2 separate regions of the Homo sapiens genome follow, and region 1 is linked to region 2. Evidence: read pairs that join two places in POLR2A ChIA-PET (ENCODE). Cell type or tissue: GM12878. All regions are shown on one strand. Links, peaks and the distances in the headings refer to the core of each region. The heading gives the core; the rest is flanking DNA. Region 1 overlaps ARHGAP26 (Rho GTPase activating protein 26). Region 2 has its middle 38 kb from the start of MIR5197.

Evidence for each region. ChIA-PET counts read pairs that join two places held together with the same protein. Peaks named below come from ENCODE experiments on the same cell type or tissue, not always from the same donor. Only the 100,000 strongest peaks of a DNase experiment are listed, where the experiment ranks them.
Region 1: POLR2A ChIA-PET joins it to region 2 with 10 read pairs; 1 of 35 experiments calls an interaction of 5 or more read pairs at or near these places.

What each region holds. Positions count from the first base shown.
Region 1 is chr5:143,163,521-143,174,361 of GRCh38, forward strand. All of the region lies in intron 20 of ARHGAP26 (Rho GTPase activating protein 26), which reads left to right. Among named protein-coding and RNA genes, the nearest start is that of ARHGAP26-IT1, 24 kb to the right of the region's middle. In GM12878, for the core only: no CTCF peak of the experiment used is centred there; a DNase peak (open chromatin) is centred at 3,294.
Region 2 is chr5:143,636,451-143,647,291 of GRCh38, forward strand. No RefSeq gene overlaps it. Among named protein-coding and RNA genes, the nearest start is that of MIR5197, 38 kb to the right of the region's middle. In GM12878, for the core only: no CTCF peak of the experiment used is centred there; a DNase peak (open chromatin) is centred at 5,311.

The DNA.
Region 1 (10,841 bases), core at 1,325-9,324, 470 kb before region 2:
GCTCACTGCAACCTTTGCCTCCTGGGTTCAAGCGACTCTTCTGCCTCAGCCTCCCAAGTAGCTGGGATTACAGGGGTGCACCACCACACCCAGCTAATTTTTGTATTTTCAGTAGAGACGGGGTTTCACCATGTTGGCCAGGCTGGTCTCGAACTCCTGACCTCTGGTGATCCATCCACCTCGGTCTCCCAAAGTGCTGGGATTACAGGCATGAGCCACCATGCCTGGCCAGAGTTCTAGTTTTATGATCCATCTTTTTTCTCTTGTTCTCCAGGAGGCTTCCTACCTCTCAGACCCTACCAAGCTATGTCCCCAATTTTTTGTTTTTTTCCCACTGAGACCTCTATGGCTCTAATGTTTTAGATTTCAAGAAAACTTAAAATTTGGACTATAAGAATGACATAGAAAGGAAAAAATATCACAAAGAATGAAAAGCTGCAATTTGATCATTTGCATGTGTTGCATTTTTGAAGTCCTCCCCACCCCATTGCAACAAGAGACTTTATCTTTAGGTTGTATTTGTTCTTTTTTTTTTTTTTCTCCCAAACATCTAGCAGTTTACTAATATTTGTAGTGGGCAAAAATTTGTAACAATTTCTTATATAATGCAGTATATCAAATATCCTATTAAAATAAAATTTAGTTCATATCTTGAAGGATTATTTTCTGACCTTATATGGAAAAGGAAAGTTTTGAGAATGAGTAGTTCTTTAAACCCTGAATCAATGTAACCAGGAAAAAATAAGTGAAGAGAGACTGTGCCTTGCCATGGGTCAGGGGAAGTTTTACTATCAAATTTTCATGCAATACCCAAATCTCTGTATAGGTATGAGGGCTCTCTTTTCTGTTTCTTTGTCTATAAGGAAATTCTAAATTAAATTTCCTCTTCCTTACAAGCCAGTTATTAAGTTATTAAGTTCTGCCTTTAATTTCAGCTTGAATCAATTAGGTTAGATGCCCACAAGCAAGTGCCCTGGTTCATCATTTCAAAGAATGAGACTCTTTTTGCTGTATTTTTCTTTGCATCCATGGCTGATTTTTCTACCCTTCTACTAGCAGCTCTTCTTCCGCCTCCAGGAGTTTATTCTTTTCACTAGTATGCCAACTCCAGTGGCATTACAAAGGGAGGGTTAATAAAACCTGTGTTGAGTTGGTATTTTGACTATAGCTAGCTCTGAATTGGAGCATAGAGAGCGCTGTTAGCCATAACCTGAGTGTTCCTGATGAAACTCAGAGCCAGCTTTCTGCCTTAGTCATCATTTTTGGTTCACTTTGTGTAAGCAAGTTCCCAGTGTAACCCACTGGCCTTGGCACACCTCAGGAAGAATTAGGTCTCTATGTACAAAAATGTTCGACAGAAACCTAAGACCCTCATCTAGAATCTGAATATATAATCAGTGTGTCGGGCCTCAAAAGAGAAGAGCAATGTGATTTCATGTAGAACCCTATTTGTATGCTGCCACAGCCCTATGCTTTGCTTTACTTCGGATTCATATAGAAATCCAAGAATTTGTAGTAAGTAAGAGAAAGAAAACACCATCTCTGCTCAGCTGAGCTGGCCCGTGTGCCGAACTAGGAAGATGGCTCTTTTCCTCTGGAGAGGATATGATCTTTTCAAGGTTGCTTTTTACACATCACCATGGGGCTGGCCTGGTTGCATGCTGAAGCTGTGAAACCTGAGTGTGTATCTGTGCAAAGCTGGGGTCGAATCAGGGCCCCTAGGGGCCCTGCACTGGTTTTGTTGAGTGGAACATACAGGTTGGGGTTTTTGGAGGCTGGGTGGGGAAGAGGGAGGAGAGATGAGGGTGTTGTCAGTGAGGGAGGAACTTTGGGGAACAGAAATATCTAAAAGGAAGTTTAATGGACTTTCTTGTACACGGTGCATAATGTGAATCCTCGTCCATGTCACCTCATGCGGGCTTCGGTAAGAACCACTCCCTCATTCTTCAGTCTTCCACAGTATTAAGAGCTTGGGTTCTGGGGGCAGATTTACTGAAGAGTTCACATCCCAACTTTATTAGTTGTTTTACAATGATCACTTCCTTTTTAAAATTTATTTTAGATTCAGGAAGTACATGTGTAGGTTTGTTACGTGGGTATATTGTGTGATGTTATGAGGACTGGGCTTCTAATGTACCCATCACCCAATAATGAACGTTGTACCCAATGGGTAATTCTTTAGTCATCACCCCACCGACCCTCCCCACTTTTGGAATCCCCAGTGTCTGTCATTTCTATCTTTATGTGCATGATGTGTATTATTTATTCCCTGCTTATAAGTGAAAACATGTAGTGTTTGATTTTCTATTTCTGAGTACGACGAACAGTTCCTTGCCCTCTATAAGCCTCATCTGTTAAATGGAAACAGTAGTAGTATCTACCTCCTAGGGTTGTTAGGATGAAATGAAATAGTTCATGTAGAGCACTTTGCATGGCTTCTGGCTCATAATCAGGGCTCAGTAAAAGTTACCTGCCGTAATTATGGTCATCGTTGCTCTTTTAACAGGCACTGGGGATTTGGAATGTGTTTGGAGGGTTGTACTGAGGTGCAGAGTCCTGCTTCGTGATGGGCACAAGGTGAGAAGGGAGGCTGCCCTCTGGGTTCCAGTCATATCTCAATTAAAGAATAACACACGCCCTTCCCCTAACTCATCTAGAACAACCCCATGTACGTAGCTGGCAGTGAACACAAAAGCTCTCTGAGTAGCCGGAAGAGCCCACAATTTCATCAGCTCTCTAGACCTGTTGGACACCCTCAGATCAGGGTGACTGAGGGAGTGTGGGCAGGAAGCCCAGACCAGGAATCCAGGAGAGGCTGCTTAGGGCTTTGGGGTCCAGGCAGAGCAGGAACTATAAGGAGGTGGAGCCACTTGGAGGAAGGCGAGGACCAGAATGGAGTGGAGTGGCTCTTTTGGCTCCACATGACCACCATTTAGCTACTTGGTGTGTTGGCCTCTCTACATCCAGTTGCTGCTTCTCAGTGCTCCCCTCTGGCTTATTCTTTCCCACCATTCTGTGCCTGGGCTTTACTCTCCCTCACAGCTTCTGCTTCCTTTTAGCTTTGGATTGCCATGACCCCTGACAGCCCCAGTGCTTTCATAGCCTCATTCTCCTTAGAATTTCACCTGCTGCTTTGCTAAATTCTCTGCCATCCAGCCCTGAGGGAAAGCATCTATGGACTGGAGACCTTGAGGCAGGGGATTCTACAGTTTAATCATCTGTAGCCACAGTGAACTGGGTTACCAACCTTTCAGCAGGAACTGAAGGTAGAGCACGTTCGAAGACTGCCAAGTCCAGGACATACCTTTTGCAGACAATTACAACAAACTTGGCTCCTTGGCTTTCTGCCATCCAGTATTTTGGGAGTAACAGTCATACCACAAAAGGTGGTTACATTCACAGAATAGAAAGTTAATAATTGCTGATGAGGCAAAGTCCAGAAGAACTTTTTCTGAAGTCATAAAAGCTGTAATAATACAAAGGTCTGGATAAAGAACTAGCTACCCTTCAAATCCAGCAGCAGCTTCTTTGGTCACAACTGTATAACAGCACAAGACAGTATTGATTTTTATAATTTTCTCACCTCAAGTAAATTGCATTTGATATATTCTGTCTTTGAAGGTAGAAAAATGTGTGCCGTGTTTTAGAAAGGTTTCCTTTGGTTCACCTGGCACGGTGGCCCATGCTTGTAATGTCAGCATGTTCGGAGGCCAAGGTGGGTGGATCACTTGAGGTCAAGAGTTTGAGACCAGCCTGGCCAGCATTGTTGAAACCTCATCTCTACTTTAAAAAAAAAAAAAAAAAAAAAAAAATTAGCTGGGCCTGATGGCATGCGCCTGTAATCCCAGCTACTCGGGAGGCTGAGACATGAGAATCACTTGAACCCGGGGGGGAAGAGGTTACAGTGAGCTGAGATCACACCACTGCACTCCAGCCTGCATGACAGAGCAAGACTCCATCTCAAAAAAAAAAAAAAAAAAAAAAAAAAAAAAAAAAAAGAAATCCATTGTTTGTAATAAGAATAGGGGCGCTCAAATGATTACATTTCATTTGTTTGTAGAGTTGTTCATCAATGATGTAGATTGTGTATCACAATTCCTTAAGACCTAGAGATGGTAATAGTATGGGGGCAAGCGCATGACTAAGCCAGGCCAACCATAATATTTTCATGGATTTTTTTGTTTTGTTTTAACTGGTGCTGGGTTAAGAATTTGTCTTGCCTACCAGAATATCCAGCAGCCGTGTTCTCCATCACATATAGAAAGTTCAGCTGCAGCCATTCCAATGTGCAAAGAGAAACTGACAAGAGATAGTGGAAGCATTTTTTGAGCTTTTTTTTAACTCTCTCTGCCATTCAACAGATTTTTCTGAATGTCTTCAATATGTAAACACATTAAAGATGAGTTACAGGGGATCGTGCCCTTCACGATGAGAAATAACAGAAACATAAAGTACTTGTATTGAATGGTCTAGGTGCTACAGGATAAAGTGCTGCTGGAATTCCTAGGCAAGAGAGATGACTTTGAACTGGGATGATCAAGGAAGGCTTTGTGATCAAATTGGCACTTGAACATGCATCTTGAGGATAGGTTGGATTTAGACAGCAAACAGTGGGAAAAGGCTCAGAGGCAAGATCATACAGGGCACATGTGGGGAGCTGCTCATAGTTAACTTTGAACATATGCTTCTCATCTGTAATATTACAATTGTTTTGTTTTCTTGTGTCAATATGCTTTTTACCTCTTCAGACACTAAAGCTGGGGAAGCCTAGTAATGTTGTCTTCCCATTCCAGAATTCCATGCTAGCTGGCTCCTGATGCAACATCTTTTGTCAATTTATTTCATGTAATTGACTTGCCTGAGACGTTCCCTATTTTCATCACAGCTTTGCTTCATAGTCAAATAGACCTCACCATCTGGAACTCTTTTTTTTTTTTTTTTTTTTTTTTTTTTTTTGCTCAAATTTTCTTCCACAAAGGGCCTGTTTTGGTTTCTGAGTGTCACACAAGATCTTACGACATTCTGCATCATCCTCTTTGCTTTGAGTTTTATAATGTTAAAAAGCCAACAAAATAGGTTCAAAAATAAGCTGTATTCCTCTTCTGTGTTGCAACCCAAGACTAAGCACATCAGACAAATTCTGACACCTTCAGCTTTTAGCAAAGGCTGTTTGGTTGCCTTGGAGTTAGGCTATATCTCTAGGAGATTAGCTCTAGGCTCTGAGAGGGTAAAGCAACTCAGAAACAATCAGGATAGACCAGATTCATGGTGGGATTAATAAGGAGAGGATATAGATAGTGATCACGTAGACTTACAGAAAATGCCTGCTTATTTTTACTCCTTACACAGAGTTGTTTTGTTTAGCCTTCACTTACTATGCTAAACCTGCTAAAGTACATGTGGTATTTATTTTCATTTGGATGGGTAGCATCCCTTCTCTTTCTCAAACTGTAAGTGAACTATGGAAACTGCATCCCAGACATTCAGTGGTGATAGTCTGACACATTGTCACAGAGCACCATGCACTACTAAAGTGACTGTTGGGGCCTTTGCTTTTGCAATGTTTGCATTTCTCTCAATCCAGGGCCTCTCTGGGCTCTAACAGGAGCTATTCCTGTCTTCCTCACATGTTTCTGAAAACTGAACACTGGTGTAAATTTCCCTAATGTGACATCTTTTACATGTACAGACAGTTCTATTCAAGACCCTGTATGTCAGCTTGAGCAGATTTACCCATCAGTGTTCTTGGTTGCAAGTAACAGAAAACCTAGCCCAAATAAGTTAGGCTAAAATGGAACTTACTGGTTTTCCATTGTGCAGGAACATTTGTATTCAGGCATGGCTGGGTCCAGGGGCACAGGTGTTGCCATCAGAACCCAGCTCTTGCCAGCTCTCATTTCAGCTTTCCTCTTTGCTGACTCTCCTTAGATAAGCTCTTTCCTTTTGATTGCAGGGTGGTTACCACCAGCTGGACTTACCTTCTTAAAAAGCCCAAGCCCAGCAGAAAAGAAAGAGAGAGCCTCTTTTTCTCAGCAGTTTGAAATACAGGCTGAGCCTAATTTCTGTTGGTCCACATTGAGTCCCATCCCCATCCCTTAACCAATCTTTGTGGCCAGGGGTATAAGTGAGCCTCTGTGGGGCTGGGCCTGAATCACCTGTTCACCCTTGACTGGGTGGGAGGGGAGAACAACACCCAAGGCACACGGACTCTGCGGATGGAGAAGGGGTGGTCCTCAGAGAAGAGACAGCCACAGATGTCACTACACTGGACCTTTCTTATGGGGACTTCGTGAAGGATTTGGTGACTTTACACTCCAGGATCCAAATTTGTACTGCTTTCTTTCCCCTCAATAGTGTTTTATATGATCTCTGAAAATATCCCCTTTTTTCAGTCCAAAGGCTTCTTGCATAATTTATTTTATTCCTAGTTGACTGACTGCCTCCTTTAAGAAAAACGTATTTTATAGTTTTTTAAAAATGAAGAAAATGTTATCTTCCTACTTAGCCCTGGACACAGTTGATTCATTTAAAAAACAAATTTCTGGGAAAAGGCTTTCATTATCAGTGCCCATTACAGGTTATTAGAGAACAAATGGCAAACACCGGTGTGCTGGGGCTGGCCTCCATTCATTTTAATGACAGTGTTGTGGAGAGTGCATCTTAGAATGTGACTAAGCAGAAGGAAAAGAATCTGAAAAGGACTGGCCCCTTGTCTTCTGTGAGAGCCATGAACATGCAAAAACAGTGGCTCAGCAGCTCTGAGAGCTCCTCAGACACAGGCCACTGGGTGGTGGCATCTTTTGGTGGCCTGCCAGAAACAGTGGGGCAGCCAGCATCCACCTCACGAGCTTTGCAAAAGTCTCCAACTTGTTGTGACATTGTCCAAAACCTATGAGTTTGGATAAGAACTGTTTCTTCTGCCAGGAATCACATTGAGCGGCTGGAAAATTCCACCTCAGTTTGATCTTCCAGTGCCTGGTTCATATCCTGAGAACAAATTTTGTTCTCAAAGGTTGAAATGAAGTCTCCATGAGCTATGGTGATGATAATGGTGGTAATGACAATGATAATTCACATTAAGGAAGCCCCAGTGTCCCAGGCATTTTACATGTGTGTACTTATTTAATCAACATAATGCCGGAGGTACTGTTGTACTCCACATTTTGCACATGAGGCATAGAGAGATTACCTAACTTACCTGAGGGTAGAGGTGGGATTTGAACCCAGGTGGTCAGGTTCTAGTACTGCCCCACCCACAACCACTATGCTTAGTTGCTTCTGCGGGCAATGGTTGGGTATTGGCAAGCTACAGAAGCTGGGTGTGTTGGGAAAGAGACTGAAGCAGCCCAGTCATGTTTCTTCTTTTTCTTGCCCTCCATTCTCTGGTATCGTTCAAGTATCAGATGCTGGGGGAGTTTGGGGAGACAACAAGAGCATGGGAGAATAGGAAGCAGAGAATGAGTACCTAAAAACAGAGGTCAGCGGGCCAGAGTTTAAGAGAAAAAGAGAGGGGAAAAAAGAGCAGGAAATCCTTGAAAGGAGCTATAATAAAGGACAGAGAATATAAAGGATAAAAATGGATTCCAAGGAGGAAAAAGAATGGGAGGAATGTTTATTGACCATCTGCTGTTGCCAGGCACTAGCCTAGGGCTTTTCCATATGTTATCTAATCTTAGAACCCAGTTAGATGAACAACCACTATCAATATTCCCATTTTACAGATGGGGAAACTGGGTTTCAGGGGGATAAAGTGACTTCCCCAAGGTCACAGAAAGCAGCAGTTTGAGCTGAGGCCTGTGTGACCCCCAGCCAACAAGTCATCCATCGTCTTGAGGGCTAGTCCCTCATTCCTGGCCATGGTTTGTAGCCCTAGATGAGAGCCGCACTTGAGATCTTGAGATTTGACAGATACTTGGAGATCATACTCCAAGGAATATGGCCATTCCTTTGCTGGGAGGCAGTTGCTGTGTACTTGCATCACAAGGAGGAGAGGGGAGGGGAGAGGAATAAAGTTTTATGGGACACCTCCTTACTTCCCAAGTTTCAAACTTTTATCAAGCCAACTCTTTAAACTTTAAATATGTTGCCAGAGGTGCTGTCACTTCCTTAAGCATTCCATAACTCTCCAATCTCAGGTAAGCTATTTTTTTCCCATACTTGTGAGATTTCCTCCTACATTTGCCCATTTCTGCCATTAAAAACAAAACTAAAAACTTTCCCTCAAAAGCTGACCATCTGCTTGTCACTACGCTTTCTTCCAAATTGAAGAGGTGGTAGCAGGATGTTTGCAAGCCCAGTATTTATCTCTGGCGTAGGCACAATCCCAGCATCTACTGATTACATTTCCCATTTACTGTTAGGTTTGCGATTTGGGATTTGAACTTCCTCTGCATTTTTTTTTGTTTCCTTCCTTTTATTTCTTAGAATCCAGGTCTAATTGTCCCCTTAAGGGTTAGACTGGTTTCAATAGATTTATTAAGTGATGACTTTACAGTGTGGGTGTTATGTCCATCTCAAAATCTGTGCAGGCAACCATCACATACATGCTTGTCCCCTATTGCCAGCTAAAACTGAGGCAGCATTTTCAAGAATGCCAAGCCTTTACTAAGTGCAGGCATTTGTTTGTTATTTCAAGTCTTTGTATGCTGACAAATTCTGTACATGCATGCGTGTGTTTAGAGCACAGTTGGGTGACATGTGCCAGGTATCTGGTGGCAACTGTCCTCTGAGCATGGTTGATAACCAAATAAAATCCAGGAATGTGAGGCTTGTTACTCTTTAAAAAAAAAAATACATGTACAGTTGAGTAAAATGAGAATAAAAAATAAGATTAACAAAGGCTGAGAGAGGAAGAGAGTAATTCATCATAAAACTGTCCTGAGCCACCTAGCAGCCACGACAAAGAAGGGAAAAAATATAATGGGATGTATAGTTCAATTGTCTGTTCAAAAAAAGCATGCCAGTTCATCAAGAGCTACAAGTTATAATATTAATTTGTCATGTGAATCTCTATATTAATGATTTTGAATAGCTCAATAGATAATATCTTCCAAAGCAGTTTCATGCAAAAAATAAATGAGGCCCTCTATATAGGGCTGTTACTCCCATTGGTTTTGATTAAATACAGAGTCTGATATTAAGCTGAAGTATTGAAAGGTTGTTTTTACTATGGTGCAACAAGGAGAACAACCTGGAGAAAGCATGTTTGCTGGTGATCGGCCTGGTAACAGAATGATAGGTGGAAGGCAGGATCCCTCTTAGAGGATCCCAGTTATCTTGGCCATGCTTTTGATAGGAGCTACATGACATGTATTCTAAATTGAGGTCTGTGGGAATATAAATACCCGAAGGGCAGATACCCATGTTGTTGGTTGAAAGAAGATGCCAGAGGCATAGATCATGTTTTATTGAGGCTGACTGGAATTCTTGTCTCCATAGGGTTCATGCGAGTTCAGCAAGCAGTTACCATGTCTACGGCATGCCAGGATACTGTTGGGAAGGTAGTATTCCGTGTACGTGAGACCTGCACCCAGGTTTCTTTAAGGTAGCCTGGCAGTGCTGTGACAGAGACAGACTCAGGATGCAGTGGGACCCAGGGGAGGGACACTGAGCCTCACCCTCTGGGCTGCATCTTGGTAAGTGAGTAAAAGTTACCCATGGGAAGATGGGGGACATTGCAAGCAAATGGAACTGTGCAAGCACAAACAAGGAGAAAATAAATATGGAGTGCCCTCGAACTCTTTGGCCTCAACTGATCCTCCCACCTCGGCCTCCCAAAGCACTAGGATTACGAGCATGAGCCACTGCACCCGGCTCATGCTGCATGCCTGAGAAGTAACAAACCATTCTGCAGGGTGTGCAGGAGCCACGAGGGCCTAGAGGGAGTGGAGTCAGGAGAGCGGAAAATCACCACAGGCCAGAATTTTCAAGAGACGTATTTTTAGGCAGGTCCAAGATGTTTCTCCAAAAACGAAGTGGCTTTGCATTGTTTTATTAGTAAGAGTCAACATTTCCGAATTCAGGCACTTCGCTTCGCAATTTACATAGGCATTGTTTTTCTTAATCCTCACAGTCACTTCTGACAGGTGGGTATTGTTTTCCCATTTTTGCCGGTAGCAGCCTCAGAAAGGTTAAGTAACTTGCCCAAAGTCCACAAAATCTAACTGCAGAGACTTCCCCACCTCACCATTTGGGAGCTTTTTTGTCCAAAGACTATGAATGTCCTAAATCAGAGCCCAAGTAGAATTGGAGTTCTGAGTCATGCTGTGTGGAAGGGAGAGGTGACCTTGACCTAGACTGCACCCTAGGCTTCCCTATACCTAAAAAATTTACCCTGAAGATGATTTTTCTTTGGTGAAGGCTGTTAGACATTGAGGCTGGTCTGCCCACAAAGATGAATTTGGTTTTGGCAAAACTAAGTAGCTCCTCTTCCCAAGATTCAGTTGCTGTTTGAGGGCAGCATCAAAACAGAGAAGTGTTGTATCTTCCTGTGTGTAAAGCAGGAAGGGTGACATCTGTTTCTTCCAATAGCCTCTCCATGTTGTTTAGAAATCAGTATTTCTTAAAAGGAGGATGGCAGCAGGTAGAACAAAATGTCAATATTCATTCAGTGCCTCTTCTGTTTTATCCAGCTCAGAGATTCTGTCCCATGCAAAATAAAAGATAGGTAACAATCTATTGTTCAGTGTTAAGGATCCGGTTGGGTATGTTGTTGTACATCTCCACAATGGCATGCTACATAGCCACTAAGAAAGAACGAGGAGGCAACTTTTCGTGTAATGATGGAGCAATCTCCAGGAGATACTGTTAAGGAAAACAGTCAGGATTCAGAACAATGTGAA
Region 2 (10,841 bases), core at 1,207-9,206:
TGAATTATAACCATTGTTATTATTTTATTCTTAGGAATAATACAAGTTAAAAAAGGAATTAATAGTTAGGGCTTATTGGACTTTGGGGGACAATTGATTCAACAAATTTGAGCACCTACCCTGTTCAAGGCACTCATTTTGTGCTGGGAAAACAGCACAGAAAGTCATTTCTTCCTTCAGAGAATTACATTCTATATGAGAGATACAGACAAGAAAATAAACAAACATAGATAAAGAGAAGAGCTATAAAGAAATTTAAAAAAGAACACAGGGGTCACACTATGCTTGTGCTGTGAATAAGAACATTGGCTGAACCTGCAATATTTGGGGAAGGATGTCAATTCCTGAAGGCTGACATGAGGTCTACATTGAATGTCAGACTGACTCAGTGACTTTATATCCCATATAGTCACACTTTTATGTCTTAATGAAGTCAGGTTTCAGACAAATTGGTTCATTCATTTCCGAGGACCCCCATACTTCTTTCGGTCTTGGATAAGTTGAATTACTCATTCACTAAGTATTTTGGCAGAACCTTCAACTGATGCGTATTTTTAGCGCTGGGTTCATGTGTAAAAAAAAAAATACATTTGGAGGGGCCGAATGAATAATGGAAGAGGAAAATAAAATAGCAAACTGTGTTTTTCAAACGTCAGCTTGGTAGTAATGGAGCAGAAAGTATTGGGTGATTCATAGCATATGTGAGGCTAAAAACAAACATAAGCAAAATACCAAATTGTTCAAAGTCTCACAGGGAGGGTGCCAATCATGAAAGAGCTCGAACTGACAAAAAGAGTGAGAAGGGCCAGCATAGGGGGTGTGGGGAGACAGAGACAGACATTGACATAAAATAGTAAGATTCAAGAAGAATGTTCTGTTTGAATGTGATGACCAAAAGCATATTTTTGGGAGAGTTTAGAAGAATGTCTCTCCAGAGCCCAGACGTAGCCTCTGAGTAAACAAGGAAATCGTGGCCTATATCTTTGAATTTATAGTTTGACCCTGAAAATGTGCACTTTGGTCAGCAAAATGTTAAGAGGAATTTTCAACAACAGAAGTAGCTGATAATCATGATTGTAAAAACACTTAGCGTTTCCATATAAATGTCTTCAAAGAAGAGAGTGAGCTTTTAATAACAACTCCATATTGTGAAGTCAAGGCTGTTAATGGCATATACTTTACACACAAACGACTTTAATACAATTTATGCCATCACCTTGAAACCCGTTCTAGGAAATATCTCCAAGATTTAGTTTAGATTCTTCTCTGTTATCCAGAGCTGAGCCCCTGATTCAAGCAAGCTTATCATTTATTTTTTTCTGTAGTCTCTTAAGCCTCAAATCTACCATTTATTTTTAGTTTGTGATGTTTCCTGTCTCTGAATGTCATTTTGCCAATCTCCCTCCTGGCTTCCCTCTACTCTTTGACGTTTAGCTCAAATGTCTCTCCTTCAGTGAACTTCTTAAGCAGAGTCACTCATAACTTGATCTGGTTTCCTGCAGCATTTTATACACATCTTTATAATTCCTTTGTTAATCATTCTCATGCCTATTGTTTATTTTTTGTCCTTTAGGTGCCAGGCACTGTATTAAGCATATTACCTAAATTCTTTACTTTAATACTTGCTATTGCTTTATGAGATAGATATCATTATTATTCTCATTCATGATTGAGGTTAAGTAAGTTGCTTCATTTCATCCACCTAATAAGAGATAGCATCTGACTTCTTACTCGAGAACACATACTCTCAAGTACATGCTATGTGGCCTCTCATATCACCATACTGTTTGCTTTTGCTGGTGTTGCAAGTTTATTTGTGTTCACATCTATCTCCCTCTTTACATAAAATACATGTACAGGTCTTGCCTAGGTTGGAGGGATAGATGAAATACAGGGCTGGTCAGGAGTCTATTTACTGGTTCTGTCCATGATGCAGGAGACAAAGTTGTTAGCGTAGTCAAGGTTGATTACTGGGAGGTTACTTGAAGGAAAATGCCTTAGACCGGTGGTCCCCAAAGTTTTTGGCACAACGGACCAGTTTTGTGGAAGACAATTTTTCCATGAACCAAGGAGGAGGGGTTTGTTTTGTGATGATTCAAGCACATTACATTTATTGTGCATTTTATTTCTATTATTACTACATTGTAATATATAATGAAATAATTATACAACTCACCATAATGTAGAATCAGTGGGAGACTTGGATTTGTTTTCCTCCAACTAGTCGGTCCCATCTGGGGGTGATGGGAGGAGTGACAGATTGTCAGGCATTAGGTTCTGATAAGGAGTACACAACCAAGATTCCTCGCATGTGCAGTTCACAATAGGAACTCTTCCTCCTATGGGAATCTAATGCCGCCTCTCATCTGACAGGAGGCAGAGCACAGGTGGTAATGTGAGTGATGGGGAGCGGCTGTAAACACAGATGAAGCTTTGCTTGCTCACCTGCTGCTCACCTCCTGCTGTGCAGCATGGTTCCTAACAGGCCATGGACCAGTACCAGTCTGTGGCCCAGGGACTGGGGACCCCTGCCATAGACAAAATTGGTAACAAGAGTCAAAAATCAGAAATGAAGAAAACAATTCAGGACAATGGAAGTTACATAGGAATCAAAGGTTAAGAAAGATCTTGTTCAGACAAAATTTTAATTGGACACAATATTTACACACACAGAAGAAAGGGCATTCTTTTTCACTTGGTATATACTATGCATGGCCAAGTGTTATAAACTTCTTGGATGTACTAACCATATAAATCTCAAAATAAGTTTCTAGACTCTCCTGGTATATCAGTTCCTTCTCATTTGGGACATATGCACATTTCTATTGCAATTCTTACTGCTTAGTATTGTTTAAGAGACAATCATGCCTTGTGGGGCTCAGATCTTTTCAAGAACATTGGGTATATCTTATCCATCTTTGTGGTCCAATGTCTAACAACTAGTGAGCTATAAAAGGTGGGCCAGTATGTAAATAAAATTGAAACAAACAAGAATGTTTTCTATAGCATTTGTAAAATAATTGGCTATATATTTTTTAAAAACCCTCAAAATTCATGTTTTCTATAAATAAAACACACAGTACTTTTTTTTTGTAAGTTTAAGTTCTGGGATACATGTGCAGAACGTGCAGGTTTGTTACATAGCTATACATGTGCCATGGTGGTTTGCTGCACCTGTCAACCAGTCATTTAGGTTTTAAGCCCTGCATGCATTAGTTGTTTGTCCTAATGCTCTCCATCTTCTTGCCCCCCACCCTCTGACAGGCCCCGGTGAACACACAGTACTTTTCTAGGGAGTTAAAGATTCATTCAACAACTGGGACATTTAGACAATTGAAGAGAATTTCAGAGATAATGGATCATAACTATGTTTTTCCTCTCCCTTCTTTCTTCTGGAAAGGTAGAAATATGTATCCTTTTACTGACTCCCTTGATAACTTCCCACCAAGGCCATGACATTTAGAAGGTAGTATTTATTGTAGAATTGTAAGAAATGGACATAGTTTTCATCCCTTAAATATGTTTTCTGACTACTAAAAACAGTACCTAGTGGTTGAGAAAACAATTGACCATTTATTTATGTATTTCTTCATTCATGCAATGAAAACATAGTTAAAGCCTTTTGTATGCAAGTCTTTAAGCTAGCTACCAGGAATATAATTATGAGCCAAAATAGACATGGTCTTTGCTCTCCTGCTGTTTATTATCAAATGAGGGTCATCAAGTAATTAACTAAAATTATACCTTGCAAAGGGTTTCAAAGAGAGCTATATGGTGCTATGAGAACAAATAATAGGGGAAAGAGAAGCACAATATAAGCCAAACATGGAGATGTTGGAGTAGGTAGATCTTGCTGGGTATAACATCATGTTAAGGATTCTGGTATTTACCCCAAGAGCCACAATACGTTGTAGGCACTGAGTTAATGAAATTAGATGGTGCTTTCAAAAGACTACTTTGTTTATAGTGTAGAGAATAGGACGCAGGGAACAAGAGGAAAGTAAGACACTAATTAGATGGTTTAGATGTTGGTCTAAGTGAGAGTAGATAGTAACGTGGACCAGGTTTAAGGTCTTGGGAAACTGAAAACGAACTAGTTTCACTATTTATTTATTTATTTATGTATTATTTTTGAGACAGAGTCTTGCTCTGTTGCCCAGGCTGGAGTGCAGTGGCACGATCTCCGGTCACTGCAACCTCCACCTCCTGGGTTCAAGTGATTCTCTTGCCTCAACCTCCCAAGTAGCTGGGATTATAGGCGTCTGCCACCACACCTGGCTAATTTTTGTATTTTTAGTAGAGGCAGGGTTTCGCCATGTTGGTCAGGCTGGTCTTGAACTCCTGACCTCAGGTGATCTCCCCATCTCAGCCTCCCAAAGTGCTGGAATTACAGTTGTGGGCCACTGTTCCTGGCCTCACTCTTCTGATTTCAAATAGAAGTCCATGGGTTGAGCAAAACCTACTGGGACTACTCATTAGCAGGTGGAGGGAAACTGTAGCTGTGCCACTTGGAAGAAAAAGTCACCTGTGGGCTTTCAGTTTAGTTATTTATACTTATGCATTTGACCTAATGAAGATGCTTCAGCTTGAGGAAACAAACGGATATGGGAGATAATTGGGGACCAAATGGCATAATCATGAAGGTACACGGTATAGAACTTGATTTTTTTCTACTTTCAGCTTAGTTTATTCCCAATTCCTCACTAAAAAGCATAAGCTTAAATGAGGTTTTTGCAACATTTAATAGGTTAAATTCGTCTTCTAAAATTTGTTTTGACTTGAACTTTGCACAAGACACAATATTAAAACATGACTTAACTAGAGGCAGGGCCTTATTTGATCTTTGTATTCCCTAGGACTAGCCCCAGTGCCTTATTCAAAAAAAAGAAAAATGAATGCATAAGAAGAAAAAAGAAAAACTCATTTATTGAAGAGAGACATCAGATTAGCAGAAATAAAACATAAAAGGATCTAATAATACTACATGGGAATGGAAAAACCGAAGGTAGATTTTGAGTCTTCTTCAATTTCCAATTTGACTGTCTGATTTGTAATTTACATTTGTTTGTTGTTGTCTTTATGCCAAGATCTGTTTCTTTCCATCAGCATGTGCAAATGTAATAAATTAAATAGTTATTGGTGCTGTGGTTATCTATGGTATTTCCAGAGGTCTTTAGTGCAACCATGAAAATAAACACTGGACTGTTTCTAAAAATTCTTGCATACTGAGAATTGAATGGTGGGTCCCAGAGAAACTTGATACCCCCGGACTGGTTTTTCTTCCCCTCTCGGTTTTGATTTCACAGGCAACACGGCTCTGGGGAAGCACTGGGAGTGCTTCAGCAGATAGTTTCTGAGTCTAGAGAGCTGAGTGCACAGGGAAATGAGGGCTCATAAAGTTGCCTATAAAGAGGAGAGATGACACTGATTAGTGTGTACTGGGCCAGGATCAATATTATGAGCCTAGTGGCTTTGGGGAGTTATTCACAGGGCGGTGGATGTTTTCTTCTGCTTTATAGCTACTGGAAAGCTAAAAGAACTGGCTTAAGGTCACAGAAAAAGTGAATCAAGGTCCAGGCTAGTCCTCAACCCATGAGTGCCAAATCACTCTCCTCTCTATTGGTGAAGCTCTGAATTATCTTCCTCCTGCAGACGTGATCTTCTGTATTCATTCTCACAGTTGGAAGCATTATTATTCAACCTGTTGGCTCAGCCAGAACTCTTGGGCTCAATCTCAAAAGCTTTCAGACTCTGGCAGGTGTCACAGATACATGAAATGGCCAAGAATAAGGCAAATGGGTGTGGAGGGCCTATGAACAACTGAAGGCTTTCAAATGTAAATGAAAAAAATATACTACGCTCATCCAAGTTGCTACCTTGGTCTTAGAGTCATCTTCAATTCTCTTTTTTTTTTTTTCAAGCACACATCTTACAAATTCCTTTACCCAACTGAGCCTACCTTTGACATAACTGTTGAATCTTGCTCTTTGTCTCCCTTCCTATTGCCACTGCTTTAATTCAGGCTCTCATCATCTCTCCTTCTACCTGGCCTAACTTCAGTTTAGCCATTACACTTTTCCTGCATCTATCCATTGCATTGCCAACAAAGTTATCTAAAGCCTGAGTGTGACCATGTTATTCCCTCATTTATGAACTTGGGTAGTTCTGAACTGCCCATGGGCTGAGGGCAGGGGGGCCTCAGCATAGCTAAACCAACCTGACTTTCCAGACTCATCTGCTACCACCCCTCTCTTCTTGTCTTGTGCTCTAGAACATCAGGCTACTTGCTGGTCTCTCAATGTGCCCAAAAAGGCATTGCTCACTTAGTATGGGGGATTAGCTCCTGGAAATGGAAATGCTACCTGAACTAACCACATGTGGGGTCATGTCAGCATAATCTCCCCAAAGAGCTATTTCTAGCATCAGGCATTAGCAATGGCTCTTTGAATTTTGTCAAATCCTCTGAAATCACAACATCCCTCTGGCCACAGTTTTTTCCAGGCCACAGGTCACACAATTGTTAGTCAGTCACCCCAAGCTCCAGTCATGCTTATGACAGGCTTTATAACATTTAAGGAATGCTCTTTATTGTTTGTGTCCTTAACCACTTTCTTGAAGTGACTCTGTGGTAAACCTTGCTTTTTAAGATCCAAAGTGGTTCTCTTCCTCTTTCCTTAAACAGCTCCAGCACTAATACTGGAAGTTTTCCCCCAAACATTATAAGTGAAACCTGTTCCCTAAAACACAACATAAATAGCAGAAGGAAAAGTTACAGAAGACAAAAACCAACAAATTGTATTAGAAGAGTGTGGTAGGGTCCTCATTGGTTGAGAATTTGCTTGGCCACTCAGTAGCCATGAGCATATAGCACAATTGATAAAATATATAATATCTACTTATTGTATCTATCCAAACATCCATTCACATATGCGTGTGAATACCTTCACATATGTAAAAGAAGATACTCTACAGAGAGTGTGGCAAAGGACTGCGTAGAAGAGGATGCATGTATGTTTGTGCTTGCTGTTCCCCCAGCCTCGGGTATACTCCTCCTTTGTTTTACTTGGTGAATTGCTACCCATGCCTTCAGCTCTGTTTACATGTTACCTAAACACTTTCTCTTCATAGCGTGCTCCACAGACTTGTGGTACCAGCATCTCCGTGGAGCCTGTTATAAATGCGGAATCTCAGGCCTCACCCCACATCTATGGAATCAGCATCTGCGTTTTACCAAAATCTCAAGGTGTTTTGAATGCACATGAATGCTTGAGGAGCACTGACCTAGTCTATAAAGCCTTCCCTCACCCCTCCAGCAAGACAAAAGGCTTTGCTTATACACTTGGTGTTATTTTTGTCTTTATCACGTTGTATCATGTGAACCTTTAACAAGAGTAGGCCCTTGACAATGTTTGCTGAAATGCATTAGGACATATCAATCCAGGCATCTGCTATTCATTATGCTATTTGCAATAATATACCCTAGATTAGTTGATCCAACCTCCTCCTCTCTTTCAGAGGTTTTGAAAGTTTAAAACCTGATTTTCTAGGCTTCCTGACAGCCAGATATGGCCACGTGATTGTTCTGCCAATGAGCTGTAAGCAGAAATGTGCTAGTACTTTATCTCCTCTTTTCTTCTTTTGCCTGAAATATGCCATGTTAGAGGTACTTCTCTGATGCCATCAGAAGCCAAAAGCACAAGACAAGGATAGAAGACCAATAAGAGAAAAATCTGGATTCTTGAAGGCATCTTTCTGACCCCAAACTGCTTCTCTATAGGCTTCTTATGTGAGACAAACACTTCCTTATGTGTTTACACTACTGTCCGTTTGTTGTTAATGGAGCTGAATGCATTTCTGACCAATACGTTGGCAAATCCCATTTGAATTTGCTCTCTTTATTAGTCCTTGCTGGGGGCCCTTCAGGTGAAATACAATAAGGTATTAGAACAATGGTTCTTTAATTGTTCTTTTTATTGCTATTCTATTTCACTAATTGACTTAGAATAGCATTTACTCCTAATATTCCCCGCAATGGGAAATAGGGCCATGGGACATATAAAATTTGAATAACTTACTGCTTCAAAAAACCTAGTTGTAGGTTTTGATGAAGTCATAAATATTGGACTATCAAAGAAATCAGTCAAGGCTTCTGGTCAATATCAGAACAGAAACCTCTCCTCTCGTCATTTTGACATCTTGACTGCTCCCCAGATGGGAGTGGACAGCCACATGAGGAAGTTTTTTTTAAATATGGCACTTTGGATTGCTTTACAGGAGCTCTGTGAAGACGTCTATGAGTTATGTGTAAATCCAGCCACTGTCTCACTCCCATAGCTTGGGGCTGCTTTGGATCATTAAAGCCTCTTAATACTTCCCAAACCTCAGTTATGCATAAGCTACATTTCACTGGGAAACACTATGCAGGCCAAATGGGAAAACTAGGTGTTGATGGCCATAGTAAACAAACAGAGTGGAATTTTGTTTTATTAGTCTTTGTGACATCTTGCTTCTTAAACTCCTCTGCAAACTCTTTGTGGTATTTTGCCCTCACTGCATTGCTATATCTCCGTCAAAATCTGGCAGCTGTTTCATGGCTCATCATGAAAATACCGTCAAAAAATCCAAATGATGCAAGCTGAGCTGTCCTGGAAACTTTATACATCAATTTTCTTGGTGCCATCTGACCTCTGACCCACAACCTGGTGTCTCCTGGTATATCAGGTTGTCCTTTGTTATTTTGTATTTGGTCCTCATCGTTACCTAGCCACATTCTCAGACTGTTCCAGGTGGGTGCTATATTTAACAAATCCAGAGAAAAGACCGGGCATAACAGGCGCTCAAATTCACAGTAAACACACCTGTGGACAATCCCCCGAAGCACATCCTTCTGAACACCTTCAACGAAATAAACCTTTGTCCTCTGAGGTTGAGTGTGAGTTTGAAAAACTGACAAAAGTCATTTAGAGATGGATCAAATCTCAAGCCATGTGACTCGGCTTTTTATAAAAGGCCATCCGATGAAGAAAACACGTGAACAAACAAGTTCCACTCTGGTCCTAGTCTCTGAAGACAATTTCAAAAGGGAAGGAATGAAGCCTTTTTGAAGCAGGCTCTTACACAACCACTCCGAAGGCTGCACTGAGTTAGGAAGTTATATTAGGTCCCTTAAATAATCAGCCTCCATTCCTAGTCCATTAGTTCTCAAATGTTATCCTGCATCAGATTCACCTGTGGGATCTGTTGATGCACAGATTGCTGACCTCATCCTCAGAGTTTCTGATGCAGTGGGTCTCGGGCAGGGCCGGATAATTTGCATTTCTATCAATTTCCTGGGTGATGCTGACTGACGTTGTTGGTTCTGGACCACACCTGGAATTGTGCTTTAGTCAAACCTTATATTTTCATCCCATCAAGTCAGCTAACTGCTTGTCAGTTCTGAGATTTAAAAAAGCAGTATGACACAGTCACATAGTACCGTGTACCCTGATTCTCAATGTTCTTGACGTTTCATATTTTATGGTTACATGGTTTATAATGCGCACTGGACGGTGGATCACCAGGCACATCGGGTTACAGATAAGGCTGGAAGGAAAGTGTGTTACTGTCAGAGACGGTAGGGGAGATGGGGTAGGCAGGGCAGGATGTAGAGGTGTAATTGCCACAAACAATTGTCAGAGTTACTGCATATGATGGACAATCACCCATTCTGAACCTGGTCAGTGAGCCCATGAATGGATTTCATTTGGTTTCAGCACTTAACATATCACTCTAACTTTTGGAAGGAGCCACTGTTCCTCTAGCCACAAGTTTGTCATGTCATTTCGTCTCCTCCACACTTGGATACAAAACAGGTGAGCTCCTGGCCTGAGGCACAGATTGGTGTAAGTTCATGATTTATACTCATGACTCCTGGTTGATTTTACAATTTCTTCTCTATTCTACTTTAACTGGAAAAAAAATCTCTTGAGTAACCCCAGAGCATCAGCTAGCTGCATTATGAATTCCTGTAGTTTTTAGCTACATATTAGGATTATTATATATTCCTTTAGTAAACCCTTAGTTATGCAGAGTTTTAATATTCTGTATTTGCTTTAAAAAATCACAGCAGTGCTCAGAGGAAAATCAGTGACCTTAAGGAGGGCAGCTGCCTCCTCCCACAGAGTGCTGCCACCTGGTCTCTACTCCAGCCCTACTAAGTGCTCCTTGCCATGTGGAGGTCTGGCTGGCCACCCAACTGACATTCATCAGGCGCTGTGCCAGGCACTCTTCTGGAGATGCAAGGGGCTCAAACCTATCCTCTGCTTTCAGAGAGTTATGCAGTGTCTACAAGGCCAGAAGTACATCAAGTGGAAAGTTTCTAATCATTTTCCTCTTCTCTTGTTCCTTCTCAAATTCCTTCCCAAGGAAGCCCATGCTTTGAGTTACCAGAATACTGGTAACTCCTCACATACACAAAACTACCTGCCTGCATTAAGAGGACATCTATGACCAGAAAACAATGTATGTTTGACAGAGATTTATAAACACAGAATGGGAAAAAAAAGGACCCTGATCTGAGAGGTTCTTTCCTTTTATCCTTGCAGGTCAGGGAATTTCAGAAGCAGGACTCCTTCAGAGGAAGGAGCTGGGGACGCAGCGGGTGCGCTCGGTGCTCCGAAGAGAGCTAAACAACTCTACAGTTTCTAAATATTTGCATTCCATAATTGTCTTTGGGTTGAGTCACGCGAGGGGCACGTTCCCCCTCTCCTCAGGGATGAGCCGCTGCATGGTTAACAGGTTTCATTTCCTGCACTCGGTGGCTAATGGGCACTCTTTCAGTCTGGTCACATCTCTCCTTCAAA